Regions from separate parts of the Homo sapiens genome. Here region 1 is linked to region 2. Evidence: chromatin contacts called from ENCODE Hi-C or POLR2A ChIA-PET data. All regions are on one chromosome and are shown on one strand. The core of a region is the stretch at or near the end of the contact, and the rest is flanking DNA. Distances in the headings are between cores, read along the strand shown.

Evidence for each region. Hi-C counts contacts between places; a loop is a spot of excess contacts on that map. ChIA-PET counts read pairs that join two places held with the same protein, here RNA polymerase II (POLR2A). Pooled maps may share reads with other maps.
Region 1: a loop to region 2 is called in a map of CD8-positive, alpha-beta T cell, with 3 times the contacts of the local background. The contact joins the promoter of SMYD3 here to the promoter of DESI2 in region 2. A Hi-C loop is called at or near these places in 2 of 168 maps with a recorded cell type or tissue (CD8-positive, alpha-beta T cell and naive thymus-derived CD4-positive, alpha-beta T cell) and 8 of 50 pooled maps. POLR2A ChIA-PET finds 5 or more read pairs at or near these places in 1 of 52 experiments (IMR-90).

What each region holds. Positions count from the first base shown.
Region 1 is chr1:246,505,303-246,511,090 of GRCh38, reverse strand. It overlaps SMYD3 (SET and MYND domain containing 3), which reads left to right and starts at 3,812. Exons shown (of 12, transcript NM_001167740.2): 1 at 3,812-4,037. The coding sequence starts at 3,874. RefSeq lists silencers at 2,953-3,185, 3,675-3,854, 4,125-4,174 and enhancers at 3,860-4,360, 4,361-4,861.
Region 2 is chr1:244,651,324-244,656,653 of GRCh38, reverse strand. DESI2 (desumoylating isopeptidase 2) reads right to left here and starts at 3,528. Exons shown (of 5, transcript NM_016076.5): 1 at 3,299-3,528. The coding sequence starts at 3,340. RefSeq lists a silencer at 3,015-3,784 and enhancers at 3,865-4,024, 4,284-4,857.

The sequences.
Region 1 (5,788 bases), core at 2,563-5,062, 1.9 Mb before region 2:
CACTGACAGCCTCAGAGAGCAGCAGAGGCCCCTCACTCCTGAACATCCCTCCAAGGGTGCCAGGACAACGAGCCTTGAGCCAGGGAGACAAGGGAGTCGGTGTCCCTGACCCCCAGAGCTTTCAGGGCAAGGGCACAGGTGGGACCCCTGGCCCAGAGCCAGAGCCAAGAGTTCAGCCAGGTGTGGGAATGGTCAGTCCTGGCATGGACCGGGCAGCCCAGGAGGGCAGAGGGGGCCCCGTATCTGGGCCCTCTTACTCATGGTAGAGACAGGTCCCCAAGTGAGGTAGCAAGGGGGCTGGGTGACAGCCAAGGCCCCTCCCACCTGAGTTCTGACTGGGGATCATATACCAGGCCCAACAGCCCTGGGATGAGGGCATGGGGCAGGAAGCCCCCAGCCAGCCTGAATCCTGGGGGGCAGTCCCAGGAGCCACCTGCTGTGCCCCGACAGCTTCCCTACCCCAGGTGACACACACCCCTCCCTCTGGGATCAGCAGCCTGCAGGTGTGTCCTCAGTGTCAGACCCCAGGGGCCACCGAGAGACCCTGAGGACTCCGGAGACCCAGGCAGGTGGGGCCCGGCCCAGAAAGGACTCTTTGGGCCCACTGGAGGTGCTGCCTGATCACGTCTGTTTTTCTTTCAGCCAAACCCAGGCAAGGGTCCTCAGCAGCCAGGGCTGTGCTGGCTTCACGTGGCAGGAAGGCCCTCTGCAAGGGGGATGGGCAGGTGCCCCCTGGCCCACCAGCCTGGTTCCAGCGGCCCATTTGGTCTGCTTCCCCACCATGGGTTCCTTGTCCTCTCACACCTGTCCTGGTGGGGCTTCCATGTGGCCAAGGCCCAGGGGCGTGAGGGGGCTTCTGGGGAGCCCAGGGCAGCAGGCCATTCTCTGGGGGACCCAGGACTTATGGTGTGCCCAGCCTGGCCTTGGCTCAAGGAGGACCTCGGGGTTCCTGGAGGTACCTGCAGCGGAACTCCATGTCCCGACTCCCAGTGGACTTGGATGTGGGGGGCCCTTGGTTCCATAATAATTTCAAACAGAGCTGCTGAGCTCATGTCCCTTCTGAATGTGTCCTGGACAGCCCTGGGACCATGGGGCAGGCTTAGCCCCGGAAGCCCATGGGGACCCCCATATCAGGCCCTGCCTAGGCCCATCAGGACTAAGAGGGAAGTTGGGAGATGCCCCCACAGCAGCATGGGCACCTGCATCTGGCCCCCTTGGTGGCCAATGACGGGCATGCCTAGAAGGAGCCAGGGTGGCACCCCACCAGCAATCCCAGACACCTTGGAAAATGCTGTTCAATGAGGAAGCCGGTCCCGTCAAGGCCATGAGAGAGAAAGGTGAGCATGGCATCCCTGCAGCCCAGCCAGCCAGTAGCATGCCCTGGGTCCTTGGTCCCAACCTGTGGAACAGTGTCCCCCTCCCAGGGCACAATTCGCAGGCCAAGAGGGGCCTGGCCTAGACCCCAGCCCTGGGAAGAGCGGGGAACCAGAGGTGTGGTGGGCTCCCAGCTGCAGTCAGCATGGCCATGCAGGGGGCCCTGGTACCACGGAGCTCTGCACTGTCACAATTCACCTCGCAGGGGCCGGCGAGATCCCGAAGCCTCGCAGCAACTGCTGCAGCCACAGCAGGCGCCACCACCACATGCCTTCCAGCCGCCAGTGCAGGGTTTCCCGACAGCAGGGTGTCCTGCAGCCCTCGCCTCAGCGGCTCAGACGCTGAAGGTATCTGTGGTTCATGTTTCTAGTGCTCCCACCAAAGAGAATCACTATGGAGGATGCTCTTGGTCCTGAGGTGAGCAAAACAGCACGCCCTGTGAATGGAGCCGGCTTCTTTCCTGGCCACCATGCTTGCTGGATGGGCCCACGGAGCAAGTGGCCTTGAGACGGGCATGGGAACGGAAGAGGCTCAGCATCCTGCACGTGCCCTTACCGAGGCTCACCAGGCTGACACCACTGCTGAGCGCCCCTCCGTGGATGAGACACTTGCACCCAGTCTCTGGGTTGGCACCATTTCCCAGGAGGACCAGCTGGCCACCTGCTGGCAGGCTAATCACACTGTGGAGGGGGCTGAGATTGGCTTTCACTGCACCAAGCCACAATGTGGACGTGGATTTGCCGGCCCTGCAGTGCACACAGCACTGCTTCTGACCAGGACACCCCATTCACAGCTGGGGATGTGCAGCATTGCGCTCCCACCTCAGGGCCTTGGCTCTGCCACCTCGACTTGGAATGTTCTCAGCTCCCTCCAGGCTTCTAGAAGCATCTGGGACACAGCTCATGGCTGGATAAGCACCCGAGGCCCCACAACCCAAACAAGCTTCCCATCCTCATTTTATTTTTTGTCAAACTTATGAAAATTTATTAAGATATGACTTACATCCCTGGTAAGTGCACAGCTTAAAAGATATTCACAGATGGAACACACCAGCCCCCAGATCACAAAGCCAACCATGCCCAGCCCCTCCCAACACCCCCAGCCCTGAAACCAGTGTTCTGACTTCTGACAGCACCACGAGCCTGCCTTTTGTACTTTACACTCATGGAAGCATAACCACCTTCATGTTTTAAAATAAATGTTTACTTTTGAAATGACTTTAGATACACAGAAAAATTGAAAGGCACTATAGTGTACTCCTACACCTTCCATCCAGCTGCCCTTAATAATGACATTTTGCATTACCATGGCACGTTTGTCCAAACTAAGAAATTTAGGCCGGGTGGGCTGGGCGCGGTGGCTCACGCCTGTAATCCCAGCACTTTGAGAGGCCGAGGCGGGCGGATCACAAGGTTAGATCGAGACCATCCTGGCTAACACGGTGAAACCTCGTCTCTACTAAAAATACAAAAATTAGCCGGGCGTGGTGGCAGGCGCCTGTAGTCCCAGCTACTCAAGAGGCTGAGGCAGGAGAATCGCTTGAACCCGGGAGGCAGAGGTTGCAGTGAGCCAATATCGTACCACTGCATTCCAGCCTGGGCGAGAATGAGACTCCGTCTCAAAAAACAAAACAAAACAAAACAAACCCCAAAAACAAAAAAGAAAATTAAGCTGGGTGTGGTGGCTCACACCTGTAATTCCAGCAATTCGAGAGGTCGAGGCAGGAGGTTCAGGTTCACTTGAGGCCAGGAGTTTGCGACTAGCCTGGGCGACATAGGTAGACTGTCTCTGGAGGAAAGTAAAAAGCATTAGCCAGGCATGGTGGCGTGAGCCTATAGTCCCATCTAGTCAGGAGGCCCAGGCGGGAGGATTGCACATGCCTGTAGTCCCAGCTACTATGGAGGCTGAGGCAGGAGAATCGCTTGAACCCGGAGGTCAGAGGTTGCAGTGAGCCGAGATCTCGCCACTGCACTCCAGCCTGGGCGACAGAGCAAGACTCCGTCCTAAAACAAAAAAAAGTTACAGTGCAAAGTACTAGTTGTGATGTCATGATGCCTGCAACTTTGAAATAGTTTAACGACAATACGTGTATACATAGCTACAGGTGGGGAGAGAGTGACGAGCAGAAATGGCAAAGTGCTAGGTTGTCTGATTTAGGCGGAGGTATATAGGTGTTCACTGCACTGTTTTCAACTGTTCCGTATGCGTTAAAATGATCGTAATACAATGTTAGAGGGAGAAAAAAAACCCCGCCTGTCTTCTGCGCAGTCGCCATGGGCACGAGCCGCACGCGGAGCCTTACGACCACCTTCAGGTCCCACACACTCCACTCCAGCCGTCCCTCCAGACTCCATCTGCGCATGCTCTTGCCCCACCGCGCCCGCCCCGCCCCTCGGGCGTACGTGTGCGCGCAGGGCGCAGGCGCGCGGGTCCCGGCAGCCCGTGAGACGCCCGCTGCTGGACGCGGGTAGCCGTCTGAGGTGCCGGAGCTGCGGGAGGATGGAGCCGCTGAAGGTGGAAAAGTTCGCAACCGCCAAGAGGGGAAACGGGCTGCGCGCCGTGACCCCGCTGCGCCCCGGAGAGCTACTCTTCCGCTCGGATCCCTTGGCGTACACGGTGTGCAAGGGGAGTCGTGGCGTCGTCTGCGACCGCTGCCTTCTCGGGTGCGTAAGGAGCGCCCTCGCCTACCTGAGTCGCGAGCTGTGTGGGGTGCTGGGGAGGGGGGGGCGTCGGGCGGCCGGCAGCCGCGGGACTCCTGCTGGATGGGGCTGCACAGGCAGCTTGGCGGTGCTGCCCCTGACGCGCGTGTGCCCGGGGGCGGGTCGCTGCTGACAGGCCCCGCCCGGACACCCCCCTAGGTTGCCGCAGCGGGGCTGGGAGGGGGCCCAGGCTCAGCCACTGCCCCCCAACCTGGGCTGCGGTGGAAATGGGAAAGCCATTGGGCAGACTTGAGGGGGAAGCGTTGTGCCGGGGATAATTTTGCTGGGAGACGAAAAGTCTGTGTGCTGGACAGTCTTCCTTGGTGCGGCTGTGGAAATCACACGTGGCGGGCGTGGGGCTGGGTGGGAGCTGGGATGAGTATAAATCAGGCTCCCCTGCAGAGGCCCCGCCGGTAAAGCATCAGGCTTGCAGCAGGTGGAAGAATCTTGATGTCTACGGTGCACCTCTGTGGTCTGGGTTGTGTGTGGCCTGGGGATACGAAGAGGAACGGGACCTCCTCAAAGAGCTGATCAAGTGAGAGAGAGAATTACAGTGTACCAGAAGGGCTGAAATAGAGGGGCAATTAATGTGCTGTGGGAGCATCAGACACGGGTCCCCCGTGTGCTGTGCCATTTAATGGCTGTGCAGGCATGTCTAACTCTTAACCACCATTCTAGATGCAGGGATTCACGTGAAGGTGTTTTGGAAGCCTGGACGCGCTGTGCCGGTGTAAAGTGCTATGTGAAAGCAATTTATGGAAATGTGTAACATACATGAATAATAGGAACTGCATTCAGTCAACAAATATTATTGAGCTTCTGTGTGCGAGGAAGAAGAGTTCTATTTTGAGATGAGTGCGATGATTTTGTGCATGGCCGCTTTTCAGACCTGCCAGTCTGAGATTTAGGTGGGTGGAGGTGGGACGGTAAGTGCAAAACTCGTATCTGTAATTTGACCATTGTTCTTACTTTGTTCTCATTTGATTCATAATTCAGGAATATGACTTTGCATTTTAGAGCTACCAAATAATAATTTTGTCTGTTGCTTTCTGAAGTAATGATAACAGCGAAAACATCTGTTCGGGAGAGAGCAGCATCTTGAAGTTTTTGTAAACTGTGTGGTTGAAAACAATTCGTTCCTTTCAAGATAGTTCTTGGAACAGAAAAGTTTTGGAATGAATAAATGGTGACAAATTGGCAATTGAATCATTAGAGCTGAAGTTGAGTCTTGTGACACACGGAATTGTGCATTTCCAAAATAAGCTACACAAACCCTTTGTGGGTGGGATGCTTGTTGATTTACCATACTATTTCATTAGTCTCATTCATTTTTCCTGTTTGCAGTAACTGGGGATTTAAGCAAAAAAGGAATTTAATGAAAGAGTTTTGGGGGAGTTCTCAGTGTTGCTTTAAAGTCTGCCAAGACTTGACTGGGCATCGGCTGAACCAAGTTAGGATTGCACTGCAAAAGTAGCTGGGGCTGGGATCTGGGGTGTATATCACTTCTGTCGCCTGATAATATTGGATTCTGCAGTAGGTACCACGAACACCATAGACACTGGACCCTGGTGCTGCTGCTGCTGCTGCTCCTTGGGAAACTCACTGTTGCTGGAGAGTGATTCTCTCAACCATTCTTCTTTGTGATACTGGCTTTTATTCAAAGTCCTCAGTGAGTGTCTTGGATTGGCTAAACTTAGGTCACTGCCTGCACCCCT
Region 2 (5,330 bases), core at 2,279-4,778:
AAATGAAGACTTAAAATGACTACACCAGAGATTTGTCTCAGTATTTGAAACTAATCTGAGTCACCTGCTTTGCTATGTGTGCCAGTCAATTAGGAATACGTGAACAAGCTCATTCCCACGACTCAGAAAGTAGCTCCAGGACGTTTTTATTGGTGGTAGATTACTCCAAAGTACACAGAGGAACATAATCACTGATAAGGCAGCAAGCAATAGGAACACTATGCATAATTAAGTAACCTTCTGAGGATCACACTCTTCTTCCATGAGAAGGAAGTTAATACTGGTGACCCCCAATAGAATTATTTTCATGCATACGGCAGAGTTATGGAAGAAAAGAAATGATCCGCAGCAGCCCAATCTAGAAAATAGAAAAATACAATCAGAACTGGAACGGGTGACAATCTAACAAAGAGACACAAGGACACATGGCAAGAGGTCCCTATAACCATGATTATAAGGGCATCCCTAAGGTTGATTTTCATATTTACAGAGTTGGAACCAGACAGCTGATGTACTAGGCCTATACAGACAACAGCAACCCTCATCCAAAGCATCTCTGATGAATAGGAAGAATTACCAAAGATAAAAGGAATTTACCCTTGGCATCAAACAAAAATATTTCAAAAACCAAAACTGACTTGAGAAAAATTAGTATAACAGACCAAAATTTGTATCTCAATCTAAACAACTGATCACACTGTTCCCCTCCATGAAAACCTTAAATGGTTCTGCTGGCTCAAGGAGCCCCCTCAGCCCTTCACCCAAGCCCACAACACATCTGACTAAAGAAGTTCTAATCAAACTTTCAGTTTTGTCTCCTTTCATTTATGCTCTACTCTAGTTATACTGGACCAGCTGATAGTTCCCAAATCCCACCTGCGCTTTCCCTATTCCTGCCATTTTGTTCACGTCAATTGTTCTCTGTCCTTGTGGATGCTACCCATTCTTCAAGTTTCATACCTTTGATTTTTCAGCATTCCCTGATCCTACAACTACATAGTCTCCTCCTTTGCATCCTTGTCTGCTCTTATCAAAACCATGCTATTCTGTCTTGAATTGTTGCCACTGTTGTGTATCTCCTCTACAATACTCTAAATTCCTTAAAGAAGAAAGGACAGTTAACTCATCCTTGTGGCTTCTACCAGGTCAAAAATAATAAGTAATGGTAGGTTGCTGAATTAGTGACATAAAACACTCAAAGCCCTCAAAAGAACATATAAGACCAAGTTTATTAAAAGTCTAATAATTCAACTATTTATCATTCCGATAAACATTCATATGCTTCATCTCCTGTTCACAGGCAAAAGCAATATAAAGACATAAGTGCAGGAATTAGTAGAGAAGATAGTGAATCAGATTTTGGTCTACAAATTCTAGATTGTATTTTTAGTTGTTTAGGCAGATCACTTACTCTCTCCCCTGTCTGCTGCTTCTCTAACTACCTATTTTACAAACTTGATGTGAAGAATAAGATCTCGCTCATTAGTCAATATTTTAACATCGTTCAGAACAGTCCTCCCTTCGAAAATACTGAATACCATCTCTAGCTTTTCCCAATCGACCACAATTTGCAGATTTTCCTGTATCACAGAATGCCTCAAGTGTAAAGAAGCCCACTATATGCCAAAACATGCATTTTCGTTTTCATATAAAAGGTAAAACTCTCTTCCTCTATTCTCACAAATTCTTTTAGGCTCTGAAACCATGGCTTCTGGCCACTGTATACTCCTAATTTAAATACGGGTTTGTTTAATAATCTAGGAGAAAAGGCACACTGTGATCTCAAGAGCAGAATATATTCTGAAAGACAGTAATAGCCCTCATGAATAAAAAACAAACCAAATTCAGATTAGGGGGATGTGCACAGAGAAAGTAAAAGGGCAGTTAAGAGTCTTGAAAGATAAAGGTGTTCAGCTGAACACAAAAAGTTTAAATCCAGAGAATTATTTCTCAACCAGTGACACAGGCCACAGAACTTACAAAGTGCCATGGTTTTCTAGGATCTTTTGTTTGGCTTATTCTCCTCTTCAACTTTTTCTGTCCTGTTCCACTTTTCTCAGCATGTTAACTCATCTCCTTTCATCTCCAGGCTCACATCAGAATTCAACAGAGGACTCATCTCAAGTGGCAGGCAGTTCCTACACCCTTCTGACACAATTCCCAGATATGGCATGAGAAATCCCACTCTACCCAAGATATAATAACACTGTAAATTTAGAAACTTATAAATAATACAAGGGAATACAAAGTTTAGAACTGTATAAGACTCTTGGCCTGTAGTATTTCTGCTCTCCTGCATCTTTAAGCCAACAAAAATAACGACGGGCAATTTTTCATTTGTCAGTCAACTTACAAGGAATTTTAAGCACTGCAGTCAGAGGTACTAATCCAGTCTACAGAACAAAAACCCATTCTACAGAACAAAGCAAGCAAACACACCCAAACATGCATCTAACTGCAACGACAATTCTCTACCGGGTGCTTTTTTCTGGGGGCATTTCACTGCAAAAATCAGGCAAACCAGTTCTTGGACTCGATTCTGCGTGCTTGCCATACTCCAAAGTTAGATGATACAATAAACAACTTCTTCCCTTCCCTCTCCCGTGGTCACGTCACCTGTTGCATCACCTGGAAAGTGGTCTTCAGAGTGTAGGAAAGGAGCACCACCAGGATCTCTAAATAATTCAGCTGGGCTATTTTCTTGAGAAATGTTAGCCTCATTCATATTTTAACGAGGTTGCCTTTAACACACAAGGAAAGGGTGTGTTGGCTCCTGTTCACCTTTGAAGAGATTCTAGCACAGGCACCCGAAAGCTGTGACCTTCTGGACTTAGAGGGGCTTGGGAGTTTCTGAAGACGTAGCCATGGAGAGAGACGGACAGTTCGGCAGAAGCAGAGGAGCTGGGAGCGCAGGCGGTCGGGACGGGGGTCCCGGGGCAGCCCCGGGGGCCGGCAAGTGGGGTTGGAAACGCAACGGAAGCTTTGCCGAAAGGACACTGCACGTCGGCCAAGGGGTCGGGCCCAGAGCCGGGGTCGGGTCCAAGCTGAGCGGATGGGAGAGGTTCAAGCCCACCCGAGCTTTGGCCAAAACCCTCGGGCTGACTGGGTTCACCGGAGCGTCGACGAGTGCGAGGATTAAAAAATAACAATACTCCCTCCTTCACCCCCGGCTTCCCCCGAGAACTAGGCTGGAGGCGGAGACGCCAGGCAGGAAGCGCCTGGGGCCGGGGTCCGAGCCCCACGGGCGAGAGGAAGCCGGCCTGGGCCAGGGCTCGGGGCCGCCAGGGGCCGCACTCACCATGTCGTACACGTTGAGCACCACTAACTGGTTAGCCCCCATCCTCCTCCCCGCGGCCGCCGCCTCGTCCTCAAGCCGCTCCGTCTCCGCGGGGCCGGAGGCCGCTCTCACCCCCGCGGGCGCTTCAGGGGGCCTGAGCCGGGCACTAAGCGTACAGCCCGGCCCGCGGCAGCCGGGGCGGAAGCATCGGGCAGCCGAGCCGCTCCCGGGCGCCGCCGACAGGAGCGTCTGTGCGGACGGGGCCGGACCGTTGGCGGCCCGCTCCGGATGAGGCACCTCCCCTAGGCGGCAGACACGTGGGGAAAGGCGGGGCTTGAGCAAGGGGCGGGCGCCAGGCGCCCCGGGGGCGGGGCCGGCCCGGCGCCAGGACTGAGCCCGCCTGCGCTCTGGTTCTCGGCCGGCGCACCTCGGGACCTAAAATGGCGGCAACTCCGGCGCCTCCGCGTCCTGGAGGAACGGGGACCCAGGAAGACTACAGTTCCCAGCATGCAGTGAGGATTCCCCCTTGCTACTATAAGTGCAGAGGCGGAGTCTCAACAGCCCTTCGACTACAACTCCCTGCATGCCGCGGGGGCCCCGGTCCTACCAGACCAGGCCTCCCCGGGAGACTACAACTCCCAGCATGCAGTGCTTTAGAGCTGCGGCAGATCCCTTGCCGCCCGCGGGCGGTGAAATCTCCTACCTTCATTCACCCTCTCATCTCAGGTGCTGCTGCTGTTAGTAGTTCATGTTGCGTTGAGCTCGATGAAGCCAGCGAAATGTGGCAAAAGACCAGAGTGATGACCCTAAGTTTTCCAAATGCTTCCTCACCTTTTATTTGGCAAGGGGAGTGGTGGGGAAATAGAGGAAGACGAGTTACTGGTGTGGGATGAGGTGTAACGTGCATCCAATTAATCCTCAATGTGGAATTTACATTTTGTGAAACTATCCTGCTGAGATGGGAAGGGTACAGTAACCGTAGCTTAGCACAATCCTGGGACGTAGTATGCAGCTCTGCATTAATTCAACAAATGTTTGTTATGTGCTTCCTATGTGCCAGGCAGTGTTGTAGGCCCTCGGGAATGCCGTGATAAACAGGAACAGGGACATACAAAATATCACTGGTATGTGCTTTGCAGAAAATTTAAGTAAGGTGAAGTCATTCTTAAATTGGCTGCACGGGGAAGATCGCTGTAATGAGTTTTAAGCTGAAATGTGAATGACAAAGCCAGCCCCGCAGATATGAGGGGGAGGAGTATTTCAGTCAAAGGGAACAAATGCAAAGATCTGAAGCATGAAGGAGTTTTCTGTATTCAAGGAAACAAAAGATCACTCTTGCTGGGACACAGTAGGCAAGGAGTCGACGGTACTAGATGAGCTGGGCAGGTAGGCAGAGGCCAGATCCCGGAAGGATTTTAAAATTCATAACAGGGGTTGTATTTTAAACGAAGCCATAAGTTTGGACCAGGGAGTGAAATGAGTGTGCGTGTGTTTAAAAATGATTACTTGGGTTGCTGTGTGGAAAATGGATTTCAGAGAGGCAAAGGAGGTGGAAATAGGGAGATGAGTGTGGCAGATTGTGAAAATAGCCACAAATTATTTCCAGTCTCCCAAATTATACTCTTTGGTGGTGTCTACCCCCACTGACTGCACTGGACTGTGACTTGCTGTGGACGTGGGACATTAACATCGTGCAAGCAGAGGCTTAAAAAACACTTGTGAGTTGGGGCTTGCCCTCTTGCTGAACTTGGGAGTCCTGTGACCACCATTTTAGGAATGAGTGTGGGCTAGCCTGATGGATGATGAGGGACACGTGGTCAAGTCACGGCCCACATCCAGCTGACAACCAACCAACTGCGAACATGTGAAGCTCTCCCGGACTATCCTTCCCTGGCCACAACCACATGGATCGGACGAACTGACCAGCCAACCCACAGAATGTGAGAAATAATGTTTTAAGTCACAAAGTTTTGGGGGTGGTTATGTGGCAAAAGTTAATCAAGTCCACCAATTGGATGCTGTTCCAGAAGTGCATGCCAGCAAGTGGCTTCGT